2 separate regions of the Mus musculus genome follow, and region 1 is linked to region 2. Evidence: chromatin loops called from intact Hi-C (ENCODE). Cell type or tissue: left cerebral cortex. All regions are shown on one strand. Links, peaks and the distances in the headings refer to the core of each region. The heading gives the core; the rest is flanking DNA.

Region 1 (2,910 bases), core at 225-2,724, 540 kb after region 2:
ATTTTGTAACTTCCTCCACAGTAAATCACTACCAACAAAGTCGGCAGGTGAATCACACTGCTTTGTGGCAAGACATAAATGGCTGTAAAGCCTTTCAACCCTGAAATTTCAAAGCGATGCTTTTGCTAGGTCTTGCTTGCCTTTCTCCACCTGCTGTTCATAATATGATGTCATATATTTACAGTGCACTTACAAAACCACAGTCCTTGCTCCTGACCTATGGGGAAGTGCACCCTTCTAGTTTTCTTACGGAAGCCAAATGCTCTAGCTTTGTTTTAGAGTAGAACCTTTGGATTAAAAAAAAAAAGTTTTCTTCTTCTTCTTCTTCTTCTTCTTCTTCTTCTTCTTCTTCTTCTTCTTCTTCTTCTTCTTCTTCTTCTTCTTCTTCTTCTTCTTCTTCTTCTTCTTCTTCTTCATTTTTTTTCCAGACAGGGTTTCTCTGTGTAGTCCTGGCTGTCCTGGAACTCACTCTGTAGACCAGGCTGGCCTCAAACTCAGAAACCCGCCTGCCTCTGCCTCCCAAGTGCTGGGATTAAAGGCATGCACTACCATGTCCGGCCCTAAAGTTCTTGTTTATAATTTTATGTGTATGAGTGTTTTGCCTGAATGTATGTTAAATGTACCATGTGATGCAGCACCTGAGGAGGACAGAAAATGGTGTCACGTGGAACTGAAGATGGTTGTGAGTGCCTGGTTTGGGTATTGGGAAGCAAACTGGGATCCAATGGAAGAGCAAAGTATTCTTAACAGCAAGACTTCTCTCCAGCCCCTAGCGGTCTGATTGGTAATCATCAGAAACTGATCAATATTTTTTATAAAAATGTAGATGATTCATCAAACCAAGCTTGGACCTGCCTCCAGCTGCCTCTCTTGCACATCTGACTTCTGGACCCAGAACCCAGGCACACACTGGGATCACACCCAGTTCTCTGAGTTAGCAGCCTCTGCAGAGTCTACTTGGTGCTTCCGACCAGGTCACCATATGACTTCTGCTCACGAAGCCTTGCCACTCCAGATTCGTCTCTGCCAGTTGCCATTACAGGATACCAAGAGCCAGGGGCTTCCACAGGAAAGCTCCATCCTTCACCATCCTGTAAGTTTCGAGTCCAAGGCACCTAGCTGGTTGGGTTTCCTCATAGCTCACTGACCCTGCCTAGTCTGCCTAGTCTGCCTAGTCCTGGGACTATCTCTTTGTCCTCACCCTTTTTCTCATTAGGACCCCAGTCAGATTGGCCCACCCCACAATGTCATTTTAACTTAATTACTTCTTTAAGTCTTATCCCCAAACACAGCCACCGCCTGTAGTTCTGCAAGCTAGGATGTCTGTGTATAGATTTCAAGACAGATGTGGGCCAGCCTCCAACATCAGCCACCTCACTTAGCCCGGCCCCAGTTCCTCTCAGGAGAGGACAGTTTTTCCTATGGAATTTGCAGAGACGAATGCTTCCTGAAGACCTAAGACTAAATCACTCTCTCCTTAAACTTGAGCAGGTGAACTGGTCTCTGTTGTTGGGTTTGGTTGTGAAGTTCCTCCAGTCCCCAATGCTCATGTGTTAAAGAATCAATCCCCAGAGGGTGGCACTATTGAGCAGTGACTAAATCACAAGAGTCTCAACCACATCCAGGGATTAATCCATTGAGGGGTTCACAGATGAATGGGCTATTTGGACGCAGAGTCTAAAAGAGGAAGTGACTCATCTGAAGATCTTCCTGGAAGATCCTTCCTGTCTGTTTTAAGGAAATGGGCAGCTTTCCTTGGCCACGTCCTCCGACCATGAAATCTCCACTAACACTTGTGGCAGATTCTCCCACCCTTTGGGGATGTAACACGTACATACTGTTTAGAAAAGGAAAAACTTCTCTATGAACATGATCTGCTCCCATCCTTTCCAGGGGCTTATTGCATCCATTTGTTAAGCAGATGGTGGTTGACGATACACACAAAGAGCAAACACATTTAAATTTTCTTTATTAAATCGAGGTAGGAAGATCATCTTGAGATGATTAAATTAAAGACCTTAAATAACTCATTCTGTAGGAAACTTACGGCCAAGCTGCAGGGCTATTTATTCAGTGACAAAAGAAATCACGGAGTCACAGGAAATGGAAGAGTCTAATTTTCCTTAGCAACAAAGACACAAGGATGCCCACAGACAGCCCGCAGTAAGCCACACACTGCCATGAGACTTAAAAGTGTATTCACAGGAGACAGATGTGGTACATCCACTCCAGTAGTGACAAGCGCAACAGGCCCCAAAAACCTGGGCGCTGTCCCGAGGTAAAAAGTTCATGGAAACTTAGTCTCCTGGAATCGTGGCATCCGGTATAACGAATGCTCCAATGTCCTTGCTTTAGTTGGCAAATGGATCTGTGTGCTTTCCCTTAATATTGCTTTATTTTAAGTGCCTCTATTTGACATATAGCTAAGTTAGATCCTAGGCAGTCCTTGATCCGACCCTGGGCATGTATAGCTAAGTCACTGCCCTACACAGAAATTTACCATTATCTAGGAAGAAGGAAGTTTGTGATCTAAGGAGGAACCAGATTAGATATTTAGAACTATAGATAACTGAGTTACACCCATACACAAGTATTTACAATGGCCTAGGGAGAAGGTGGACTATACAATAGACTAGAATAGGATCTATGGCAAGGGCACAAAGCCCTTGTCCCTGGCTTCTAAGATTAAGTGGACCTTAGGTGGGGCTGTTTTTGATCTCAGTTGTTTAACATTGAATTTTATCCCAGTTGGTTACTGCCAGTCCTTCCATGTTGCATTCCTCTGTTTTATGTAAGAATCCAGTAACTTCCCTATTTTCTTCTGTATAAAAAGTTTGATGCTTGATTTGACAAATTACATTCAGATCCACACTCCCTTGTGTCAAATCTGTATGTCACCCCAATTCCTGC
Region 2 (2,910 bases), core at 137-2,636:
ACAGTGTGCCTCCCTAAGATACCATGTTCTACAGTGTGCCTCCATCAGATACCATGGTCTACAGTATGCCTCCTTCAGATATCATGCTCTACAGTGTGTCTCCCTCAGATAACATGTTCTACAGTGTGCCTCACACAAACCATGCTCTACAGTGTGCCTCAGTCAGATACCATGTTCTACAGTGTACCTCCCTCAGATACCATGTTCTACAATGTGTCTCCCTCAGATACCATTCTCTACAGTGTATCTACCTCAGATACCATGCTCTAACATGTGCCTCCCTCAGATAACATGTTCTACAGTGTGCCTCACAGACACCATGCTCTACAGTGTGCCTCCCTCAGATACCATGTACTACAGTGCGCCAGGCCTTACCACACAGTGCAAGCCACAGACAGGCCGTGCCTGAGGCTTCAGCTTACGCCGGAAGAACTCACTGAGGTTGCGGTAGTGGTGCAGGTCCTCCACTGCAGCCTCAGTCATGTTCACCCCAAAGGTCCAGATATACATGCTGTAGACTGGCCTCCGGAGCCAGTAAAGAAGTTCTACTTCGTAGAGGCGACCATAGGCACGTGACAGCAAACGCGTTGGCACAGTTTTATACAGGGACAACTGTAGGCCACAGTGCAGGAAGCTGAGTTGGTCACAAATTTGAGTACTTTCATACACTCCAAGCCCCCATCCCCACATGAGTGAGAGAGAAAGAAACTCTACAGACGCCAACACGAAAGCCCAAGTGTTCAGGCTGGTTTGTGAGGTGGCTGTTTCTCAAAAGGAATCAGACTGCTCAGCAAATACTCAAAACAAGGGCTGGATATACATGTAACCTGTATCATTTTTGCTATTGCACACAAAGGTCAAAGAGCAGCTGCCTTAATCCCAGAAGTGGAGACTGGGCTGTATAGCCTTGGTTCTTACAAATGGAAGATGAGGACAGAAACAAACCTGGTGCAAGCCTGAAAGACCACCAAGAGGCATGCTGCCCTTGTGCCAGCTCACTGCCCACATTCCAGGCAACTCAAGAAGGCATCAGGCTCCGAAGAGCAAAGGGCAGCCCTACAGTTCTGAGCAACCTCTTCAAAAGGAAGCAAGAATGGTGTTTTCACTCCCAGATCTACATCACTCTGAGGGGGCGGTGCCGCTGCCGCTGCCTGCAGCCGCCGCTGGCCCCGCCCATCACCCACTGCTGCTGTCAGCCCTGTGTTCCCTCTGCTTTTCCCTCTCCGTTCCCGCCCTCCCTCTGCCTCATAGCCTCCCGTAGCTCGCGGGCATCCCCGTGCCCCTGTCATCCCCGTGCCTCACCGTGTCCAGCCATCTGTGGGCATCCTCCCGCCTCACACGCAGTGCACGCTCAGTCCCCGCCTCAGATTTGTGACTCGCGGTCACGCCCCTGCCTCAGTTTCCCCGTGTCACGTATTATAATCTATAAAAATAGTCATAAAATAAAACGTCCCCCTCTGCCCATCGCGGGCATGTCCCCGCCTCATGCTCACTCAGGTGAGACCCCATTCTGGTCTCCCGCATCTCAGCTGTCAGCATCCCCGTCCACCTGTGGGGTCCCGGGAAAAGGCAGGGAACGCCCTACCGCCGCTATAACACCCACAGGCCAGCAGAGGGCGCCCTCTCCTCCCCTCACAGATGGCCGTGAGTTGCCCACCCGCCTGCCTGCCCGCCTGCCCGCCGTGTGTGTGGTTCCCGCAAGTGGGGAACTGCGACTGCCAGGGAAGGACAACATCCACTCGCCAGGCCACCCGGGGACCCCAGAGACTGAAACCGCCCCCCACCCCCGCGGAGAGATCCGCGTCTACAGAGACACGGGCAGGCGGCCGTGATTTTTATATAAAATAAAAAAGTTTTGTGTGCTTTTCATGTGGGAGCTCACTCTGTAGCCCAGGCTGGCCTCGAACTCAGAGATCCACTGCCTCTGCCTTGTCCCAAGTGCTGCTGGGATGAAAGGCATGTGCCACCCCTGCCTGGTGACACTAAAACTCTTAAACCCCAAAAATAAAACCCTAGCATTTTAAATAAAAATACCCAAGAGCACTAACCACTACTCTTAAAAAAAAAACAGCAAAACCCTGACACACCAAAAAAACTCTAAATGTCTGGGGCGGGACTGGAGCGCTCAGAGGTCTTGTCACTCAATTCCCAGAGACCCCACACAGGCTCACACCCTATGCAGCTATAGTGAGCTCACATAGGTGCAAGATAGATGAATAAATCTTATATTTAAAAAAAAAAAAACACATCTGAGACACATGAGAACCCGTCCTGAGGGGGACACGCATGCTCTGGACGCGAGGAGGAGGACTGGGGAGGTCACGGCTCACTGCAAGGAGCACTTGCCCACTCGCACCATGGTCTGATCCCCAGGCCCTACGTGGCAGCAGCTCATGACTGTGGGTAACTCCAGTCCCCAGGCTGTTAGATGCCCTCCTCTGGCCTCTAGGAGACCTGTGTGTGTGCAGTGCACTTTTACATCCGTGCAGGCGAAACCTCAAGGGTGCAGAATGAATCTGTGAACTACAAAATTCCCAGTGAGATGATTTTTAAACATGCCAAGCAAGGGCTCACTTCCTCACTGAGTGTCTGCTTTCTGTTGCTGTTTGTGTTTTGTGGCTACGATAAACAAACACTGAGAACAGTTTCTCAGCCTCACGTGATTCCAGGTCACAGTCAGGCGAGGGAGGGAGGCTGAGTCAGGACTGAAGCAGAGGCCACAGAGAGACACTCTCTCTTCTTTGTTTGCTCCTCCATCCCTGCTCAGGCTGCTCTCTACCATAGACAGTGGGGGGGGGGGGGGGTAGTTCCTGTGGCTGCTGCTGCAGCAGAATGGCAGAGCTTTCTCTCCATGTGTCTGTCTGTCTGCTACACGTGGGGGGTCCCTGGCCTCCAGCGAGTCCCCTGCTT

What was found. A loop is a pair of places that touch in the nucleus more often than their neighbours do. Peaks named below come from ENCODE experiments on the same cell type or tissue, not always from the same donor. Only the 100,000 strongest peaks of a DNase experiment are listed, where the experiment ranks them.
Region 1: it touches region 2 in a loop (2.2-fold over the local background); 7 of 42 quality-filtered maps call a loop at or near these places.

Annotation. Positions count from the first base shown.
Region 1 is chr14:18,505,064-18,507,973 of GRCm38, reverse strand. The region is part of intron 1 of Gm32587 (a long non-coding RNA gene); the gene reads right to left. Among named protein-coding and RNA genes, the nearest start is that of Gm38620, 12 kb to the right of the region's middle. In left cerebral cortex, for the core only: a CTCF peak has its summit at 1,575 (motif pointing right); a DNase peak (open chromatin) is centred at 1,595.
Region 2 is chr14:19,040,882-19,043,791 of GRCm38, reverse strand. It overlaps Gm41099, which reads right to left and starts at 1,576. Exons shown (of 3, transcript XM_011244853.1): 1 at 1,303-1,576. The coding sequence starts at 1,325. In left cerebral cortex, for the core only: a CTCF peak has its summit at 1,596 (motif pointing right); DNase peaks (open chromatin) are centred at 1,172 and 1,613; H3K4me3 peaks cover 1,005 bases.